3 separate regions of the Homo sapiens genome follow, and all the other regions are linked to region 1. Evidence: chromatin contacts called from ENCODE Hi-C or POLR2A ChIA-PET data. All regions are on one chromosome and are shown on one strand. The core of a region is the stretch at or near the end of the contact, and the rest is flanking DNA. Distances in the headings are between cores, read along the strand shown. Region 1 overlaps UTRN (utrophin). Region 2 holds the start of HIVEP2 (HIVEP zinc finger 2). Region 3 overlaps HIVEP2 (HIVEP zinc finger 2).

Region 1 (2,700 bases), core at 9-2,508:
CAGCCTGACCAACATGGAGAAACCCTGTCTCTATTAAAAATACAAAATGAGCCGGGCCTAGTGGCGCATGCCTGTAAACCCAGCTACTAGGGAGGCTGAGGCAGGAGAATTGCTTGAACCTAGGAGGCAGAGGTTGTGGTGAGCAGAGGTTGCGCCATTGCACTCTAGCCTGGGCAACAAGAGCGAAACTCCATCTCAAAAAAAAACAAAAACAAAAGAAAAGAATCTTGGGTGGAGAAAATGAGAAATGGGATTAACATGGTACTGAGCAGTTCTTTTTTTTTTGTTTTGAGACGGAGTCTCGCTCTGTCGCCCAGGCTGGAGCGCGTGATGGGATCTCGGCTCACTGCAAGCTCCTCCTCCCGGGTTCACGCCATTCTCCTGCCTCAGCCTTCCGAGTAGCTGGGACTACAGGCGCCCGCCATCACGCCCGGCTAATTTTTTGTATTTTTAGTAGAGACGGGGTTTCCCCGTGTTAGCCAGGATGGTCTGGATCTCCTGACCTCGTGATCCGCCCGCCTCAGCCTCCCAAAGTGCTGGGATTACAGGCATGAGCCACGGCGCCTGGCCCTGAGCAGTTCTTTAAGGGATGAGACTTGGCCCTCAAGATCTGGGTTTCCATTACCCCTGCCATCGTCAGGGTAAGTCACTGAACCTCTGAGAAGGGGACTCCCAACCAGGAGGATCACAGGATCTCCCAACCAGGGAGGATGCCCCGGGAGAGTGTGGTCAGGATTCATGATGTTACACATTTTAAAGTTCTTTGCAAGCTATAGTAATAGTTCCAGGTAAATAAATGGAATAATAAATTCTGTAAAAATTATAAAAACCTAGTCTGTTGATAATGGGCTCTTTTAGGTAGAGTCTAGGGTAGGAAATCAAACATTATATTCATCATGGTACTTGAAATATATTTAAGCTGAAGCTGTGCACTCCATCATGTTTTTGATATATTTTTCCTTGGCATTACTTGAAAGGCATGCTCATGAAACTGGATTTGGATCTGTTTCATGTTTTCACTTGCGTTCTCTGACCCCTACTTAGAGGGCACCAGGTGCTTCCTATTCTAACCGTTTGCAAATTCAAGACTTGGTTGGAGGGCCATTCAGGGGACTGGTGTGGGGTTAGATAGGATCTGGACACAGCGACTCCCTCGCTCCTGCTCCAGTATTTTGACCTTAATTTGAACAGTTCAATGAACTGGCAACTGAAGTCGTTTTTTCCCACTGAACTAGACCTTTCATTGTTTTGCAGAGGAAGATGACTCATAGCCAGGTTCTACCATTGTGCTAAAGTGAAATTTTAGTCTAGGACTAAAGGAACACAGGCCAAACTTTCTGTCTGAGCTGCAGAGTATTGAAACTTAGATTGTGAGCTGGGCAGGAATTCCTGTGGCCCTCTGTGTGGAGTTGCTCTCAAGGAAAAGGAGCATTTAAATACGTTTTTGACTCCAAATTTAATTTTTAGTAATATAGTTCAAATGTCCTTTAAAATATCTTAAGTAATCAGACTGTTTTCTAAAAAAAAAAAAAATGTAATGCAAAATGAAAATTCTACAAAGTAGAAAACTGTCATTTCCTTCCTCTCTCCAAAACCATTGTTAATAGTTTCGTTTCTTCTGCTACCCTTGTTTTCTATGAATGTAAAAATGTATGCCTCTATGGGTGAGCATGGCTTTTCTTTTTTGAACCAAAATTGAAACCATCCTGATTTAGTGGCATCCCACTTAAAACATTATTAAAAACTACCTGTGTACATGTATCTTCGCTTACTTGGGCAATTGCTGGGGCAAATATGCTTTTACTGTTAAATCGTCATCTACAACAGATGACATGTAGAGAGATGAAATGTAGTCTATAGTTGTTTGAACTTGCATTTCTTTTTTTGTGGAACTGAACTTCTCTGCATATGTTTATTGGCTCTTTGGACAAATTCGTCAGTGATTTGGCTTTTCATGCATTGCTCATTTTCTTTTGTTGCTTGGATCCCTGACTTTTATACTCTTAATGATTCCAAGGGAAATTCCTACAAAATGGCAGATTTGGGAGGACTTATTTGAATTTCTTTTGAGTTCTAAAATGGTTAACTGCTACCTTAAAAGATAGATATTATTTTCAGATATCTAGGACAGAGGTTTGAGTCTTTGGACTTAGATTCTATAGTATTTTCTTTCTTTTTTTGGCTGATATGGAAGACGTCATCATCCCAAACTGTGCTGAGACTAGTAGTTATTTAGATACACTATTTTATTACATTTTCGTATACTGATAAATTATTTCCATATGGATGGTAAGTCCCAGATTTATTTATGAAAAAAACCATTTTTTATATATTTTATGGAACATGGAGTTAGCAGAAAGATGCTGTGGAGTTAGGCTTAAAATTAAGCCCTAACTATTCTGCCTCCTGTTTTGGGGCTGTTGTCAGTCTTTAAAGGTACATCTTTGTAAAATTTTTTGAACATAACTTGACAGATTGCAAGAAGGATTATAATAAATGGTGTCTGTTTGTGTTAGAGTATTTCAAGTCAGTACAGGAAAAAATACATTTAGATGCTAAGTGAAGATAAGACATTAGTTTAAATGAGGCCCCGTATGCACCATCATATTGAAAATTTACCAGTGTGTCCTCGTCCTTCAATTTAGATTCGTTAGTGATTTTTCACATCAAAGCATTGAAGCTGTAATTCTATGTTGGGTT
Region 2 (2,700 bases), core at 191-2,690, 1.4 Mb before region 1:
GCCTTTCTATATTCATTTTAGGCCTAAATAACTCTGCAGAGAATAAGGGTTTTGCAATGTCAGTTGCACACACAACTTCCTGTGTGAATGCTAAGCCATTACAGGTGTCCTAAGGCCTCCAGTGAAACCTATTATCAAGAGATTCCTCTGGTCTCCTCGAAGTCATCCCCAGCGCCCCCCATCCGCCGCCCACACATTATTGCTTCTCTCCTCCAAGTGTCTTGATTAAGGACCCTCTCTCTTCTCCGCACTCCCGAGGTTAAAGTGCCCCCGTTCCCTTGGTGTAGCTAGTTACAAGCTTTCCCGTTAGGGAAGACTAGTGCCTGCAGTCCTTTTTAGTTAGATGCTTTTAAGTCAGAGATGAGAGGAGCCACTTGAAGAAACCCTCCTTCCCTTCTTCCTTTCCCCCACTGGGAACCAAGTCCCTGAAGGACAACACCCAGGGACGCTTCCTGACCTTCTATCCCCTCACCCAATTTGGGCTTGGAGGGTTGGGGTCGCATTTTCTCATGTCCTCTGCTGCACTGGATGTGTTATGTAAGAGGGACAGAACGCGGGAGGCACATGCGTATAAAGCGCACCGATCTGTGATAACAGCTGGGGTAGCAGAGCGGATCTGGAGTCCACCCCCCCCCCCCACCAAATACGACAGACCCCACACATGCACATCAGCACCCCCTCCCCCACACACCCACACACACACACACACACGCACACACCCAGAGCAATGTTTTCCTGTCTCACCCCTACCAGTACCAGAGGCACAGAATGGAAAGGCGGGGGGTGGGGGTGAAAGGAGGTGAAAGAGGAGGAGGAGCAGCAGCAGCACATCTGCTTTGATAGCAGCCGGCAGTGCCGCCGCGGCAGAGAGCCCCTCGTTAACCCCCTTCCTGTGGCTGCACCACGTCATGGAACATTCCCGGAACGGGCCAACGTTCCACCCACTTCAGGGAACAGACATAAAGGCGCAGACCCAGTTCCCCACAGTGCACAGCCCAAACACACATGTCCCTTCCCGATCCCCCGCCAGACGGACAGACAAACACGCATGCAAACCGCCCCCACCCGTCTCCACGCGCCCGGGTCCAGCCGGCAGCGGCCAGAGCCGCTCTGCAGCCGGTGCACCCGCAAGGCGAGGGCGCCTCCGCCTGAACCTTCCATCGAGACAGTCCCCTCCTTCCTCGCTTCCTTCCTTCGCTCCTTCCTTCCTTCCTTCCTTGCCCGGGAGGTAAAGGGAGTCACTGAAATGCCCAGAGCCAGCGCCTTCGCTGCGCTCGCTCGGCCGCAGGCCGGCGGCCCGGGCCTCGCGCCGCCAGCCCGCCCGGCCGCCTGCGCCGCGCGCCGCGGCCCCCTCCCCCGCTACCTGACAACGGGCCGCCGCCGGCCGCCGCAGCCGCAGCGGTGGCCGGGCCGTGCGCGCCGGTGCACGTCGCTCATTAGTAAGCAGGCACATTCCTGCCTCCAGCGCTCCCGCGCGGCCCCCTCCCCCCAGGACATTACGCAAAGCAGCCTCCCCTCATCTGCATAGATCCGCGGCCAGGGTATTCCCCGCATTTCCCCACGCGCCCGACACCCCTCCCGCGGTCTCCCCCATCCCCGCCCCCTCCGACCCTCACCCTCGGGCCACCGGGAAGGGGCTGGGGGCACACGCCGGGGAGCGGGGGACGGAGTTCGGCGGCGGCGATTCCAATATAAAGTGAAACAAGCTCCCAGCGCCGAAGGAGGCAGGAAAAACCCAGCGTCCAGGCCACTTACCGAGCCGAGGAGGGACCTAGATTCCCGCCGCTCCGCTCTCGCGGTGGCCGGTCCGCCCTCCGCGCACCCCGAGGCTGCACCCAGCACCCCAGACGCGAGACGTGGAGGAACGCTGTGAACGAGCCGGGAGACCCTCCAAGTTGCTCTGGGCTCCGTGGAGCGTCAAGGTCCAAGACACAACTTGGCAAAGACTTGTGCCACAGTCACCGAAGATGTTTGTGCGGAGACCCTCCTGCGGGGAACGACGGCGCTCGGCGGCGCCCCGCTCTCCTCCTCTCCACCCCCTCACCTCCAGCCCGCCTCCCGCCGGCCGCCCGCCTCCGGGCCGCGAGCCCCTCGGGCGGCTGTCAGCTCCCGGCCGCCGCCGGGTGACAGGGGCGGGAGGAGGGCGCGACGCGGCGGCCCGAGCCCCAGCGGGCGAGGGGGATCCTCGCAGCCGCGGCGGCCGCTCACCTGGAAAGTCACCGCTGAGGAGGAGGAGAAGGAGGACGGGGAGGAGGAGGGAGAGGAGGAGGGGGAGGAAACCCCCCTGGTGCCCTTGTTCTCGCTGCCGCGGCGGCCGCTCCTCGCCAAGGCTGAGCGTGTCTGGTGGGGGGTGTCTGGTAGCATTTCCTTAAGGACAGAGGGAGGGCGGGCGCGGAGGGAGGGAAAAGATCCCGACCGCCAGCCCAGGCTCCTCTTGCCTTTATTTATTTTTCTGACACTGTACGGAGATGGGCCCGGGGCAGGGGCCGCCGGGCTCAGGCGGGAGCCGCGAGGCCCGGGCCGCAGCTGTCTGCGTGCGGGAGCCGCAGCGGCCGCCTCCCCTCCCGGGCTGTGGACGCACCGGGTTATTCCTGGCAGCGCCTCCCCGAACAGAAGTTACTAGGAGGAGTGCGCGGCGAGGGCGGACGGGGGGAGAGGCGGAGGGAGGGAGGGAGGAAGAGGGAGAGACTCAGCCAACGA
Region 3 (2,700 bases), core at 201-2,700, 1.5 Mb before region 1:
TTGCACTTAAAGTTTCCTAAAAATTACCTCTTACGAAATATTTACTTATAATGATTAACAGTTTATGGTTGTAGCTGTAAGTTTCTATCTGCCCATACAACGCTTTTAAAGCCGGGCACGGTGGCTCACGCCTGTAATCCCAGCACTTTGGGAGGCCAAAGCGGGTGGATCACTTGAGGTCAGGAGTTCAAGACTAGCCTGGGCAACATTATGAAGCTTCGTCTCCACAAAAAATTAGCCAGGCGTGGTGGCATATGCCTGTAATCCCAGCTACTTGGGTGGGTGAGGCCTGGGAATCTCTTGAACCCAGGAGGTGGAGGATGCAGTGAGTCAAGATTGCACAACTGCATTCTAGCCTGGGGGACAGAGTAAAACTCTGTCAAAAAAAAAAAGAAAGAGAGAGAGACAAGAAAGAAAGAAAGAAAGAAAGAAAGAAAAGAAAGAAAGAAAAGAAAGAAAGAAAGAAAGAAAGAAAGAAAGAAAGAAAGAAAGAAAGAAAGAAAGAAAAAGAAAAGAAAAAGAAAAGAAAAAAAAAGCTTTTAAAACCCAGTCCATTAAAAAATGCCCAGGAACCAGGCAAGGTGGGTCAAGCCTGTAATCCCAACACTTTGGGCAGCCGAGACAGGAGGACTGCTTAAAGCCAGGAGTTCAAGATCAGCCAGGGAAATATAGCAAGAACCTGTCAGGAAGGAAGGACAGAAGAAAGGAAAGGAGGGAGGGAGGGAGGGAAAGAAGGGAGGCAGGGAAGAAGGGAGAGAGGGAGGGAGGGCGGGAAGGAGGGAAGGAAGGAAGGAAAAAATTAGCTGGGCATGGTGGTGTGCACCTGTAGTCCCAGCCACTTGGGAGGCTGAGGCAGGAGGGTTGCTTGAGCCCAGGATGCAATGAGCTATGATCACTCCACTGCTCTTCAGGCTGGGCAACAGAGTGAGACCCTGTCTCAAATTTTAAAAAAAGAAAAAAGGGGAAAAAAAGAAAAATGCTTGGGGTTCAAGGTCTATGTAAGAGATATGCAAAACTTCAAAAATGTTGCAAAATGTTGTGTCTATGTGCATTTTCCTGGGGAAAAGAGTCAGGAGCTTTTATGAATCTTAAAGGGGTTTATAAACCTCTACCCCAGAAAAGGCTATGAAGCAAGAATCTACAAACTTCTGCTAAGCTTTTTAATGTTTTCCAAAAGGAAAAATACTTTTGTAAATTTAAGTTTCACATACAAGGAAATCCATTTCATATATAACAGGGAAGAAGATTCATATATTCTACTATAAGGTAACAACTTGATAAGGAGACACCGAAGTGACCCTTTCCCATGTTTCTAATAACTATTCAGGATGTTAACAGTGAAAGGACCATTTAGAAAGCTAATTTCCTTTTCATCATGCTTGTTAAGTGTTTACTTTAATTCACATCCTGTGTGACCCTATGGGAAAATTTTTAACTAATACTGGGGAAAATCCCATAGGGTTACACAGGATGTGAACAGGGCCTGTACTGAACTACCTTCAGCTTGAAAAATAAAATTAGATAGGTGAGTTTCACTTTCTGTTTGTCATAAGTTCCACTTTCTGGCTCCCAAAGCTTAGATCCACAGTACATCCATGTCCGTGCAATAAAATCCCAAGATTCTCACTCTCTGTTAAAGGAAGGATTTCGGCGTGTTGTATAGCAAAATCCTTTCAGCAGAAAAATGCAAATCTGTGGTGCTAATCAAGGAGAGGCGGCTGGAGCACTCCCAAATGCTCCTCCATACCTGGGCTCACACACAGTTCAGCTGCCGTTTTCCATTTCCTGTGGGGAACATACATCATACCACTTCCCCTATAGAAAAAAGAAAGCAGCCCGATTTAATTGCTGATGGAAACATTGTCATACTTTCCACTGGCCAAGCTTGAAACTATTACTGATCTAACCTTCATTAATTTTTCCACAACAATTTGCAGAAATGTCAGGAAGCAGCTGTACGAAGACTGATTAATTGTCCTTATCACCACTACTTTACCAGGCTCGCTCTCTCTTCTCTCTCTCTCTCTCTCTCTCTCTGTATCCTCACCACCTCCCCTCCCTCTCTTCCAGTTTAAAAATATAATTGGGATTTTTCTGTTTTGGTTGGTATTGGTGGTGGTATATCATACTCTGAAATATCCAGATCTATTTTTGATGTCTTTCAATGGCCCAAACATTTTCAGATCTGGAGGAGACCCCATGAAGTTTGGGACAGCATCCACGAAGGAAAAGGTTGCTTCCTGCTGATTACTCAGTTATAGCTGTTTAAACAGACGTTCATGAATTCAAGTCTTACAGCAACACTGCATTTATTAGTCAATCACAGACGCTAAAATTCACTTCCGAAATGTGAATTAGAAAATCAAATGCCCTTTTTCTATTTTTTTTTCACTTTCTTTTCTCCCTCATCATTTTCATTTGAGCTATACCATCTGTCCCAGCCTATCAAATAATGTACTGTGCATGCCTGGCAAAAACAAGTGGAACAGTACACCTCATAACCCCATGTAGGCAACCACTGAGCATCTATAAAAGTGGTACATAACAGAATCTGGCCATCTGGGGATAACTAGTTATAGCAAGCTTAGCTTCTCAGCCAGCACTCAGATTTGCAGACTTTTAACTAGTTGGCAAAGCATCAACCAGTGTTCAAGAAGAGAAACACTAACAAACATTTTTTTTTTCAAAACACAAGAATTC

What was found. A loop is a pair of places that touch in the nucleus more often than their neighbours do. ChIA-PET counts read pairs that join two places held with the same protein, here RNA polymerase II (POLR2A). Pooled maps may share reads with other maps.
Region 2: a loop to region 1 is called in a map of natural killer cell, with 5 times the contacts of the local background. The contact joins the promoter of HIVEP2 here to the enhancer-like site in region 1. A Hi-C loop is called at or near these places in 1 of 168 maps with a recorded cell type or tissue (natural killer cell), 5 of 37 single-sample maps with no recorded cell type and 14 of 50 pooled maps.
Region 3: a loop to region 1 is called in a map with no recorded cell type, with 4 times the contacts of the local background. The contact joins two enhancer-like sites. A Hi-C loop is called at or near these places in 2 of 37 single-sample maps with no recorded cell type and 1 of 50 pooled maps. POLR2A ChIA-PET finds 5 or more read pairs at or near these places in 2 of 52 experiments (activated T-cell and naive thymus-derived CD4-positive, alpha-beta T cell).

The regions. Positions count from the first base shown.
Region 1 is chr6:144,348,738-144,351,437 of GRCh38, forward strand. All of the region lies in intron 2 of UTRN (utrophin), which reads left to right. Among named protein-coding and RNA genes, the nearest start is that of SNORA98, 56 kb to the right of the region's middle. RefSeq lists an enhancer at 442-551. Within about 2 kb of position 1,259, at least 16 of the 41 ENCODE cell types and tissues checked have a DNase peak (open chromatin) inside an H3K27ac peak, as active enhancers do; they include natural killer cell, where a contact is called at or near this core.
Region 2 is chr6:142,943,736-142,946,435 of GRCh38, forward strand. HIVEP2 (HIVEP zinc finger 2) reads right to left here and starts at 1,441. Exons shown (of 10, transcript NM_006734.4): 1 at 1,364-1,441. RefSeq lists silencers at 1,071-1,140, 1,281-1,380, 1,581-1,810, 2,041-2,670.
Region 3 is chr6:142,818,286-142,820,985 of GRCh38, forward strand. All of the region lies in intron 2 of HIVEP2 (HIVEP zinc finger 2), which reads right to left. Among named protein-coding and RNA genes, the nearest start is that of HIVEP2, 130 kb to the right of the region's middle. RefSeq lists an enhancer at 1,421-1,890. Within about 2 kb of position 1,451, at least 10 of the 41 ENCODE cell types and tissues checked have a DNase peak (open chromatin) inside an H3K27ac peak, as active enhancers do.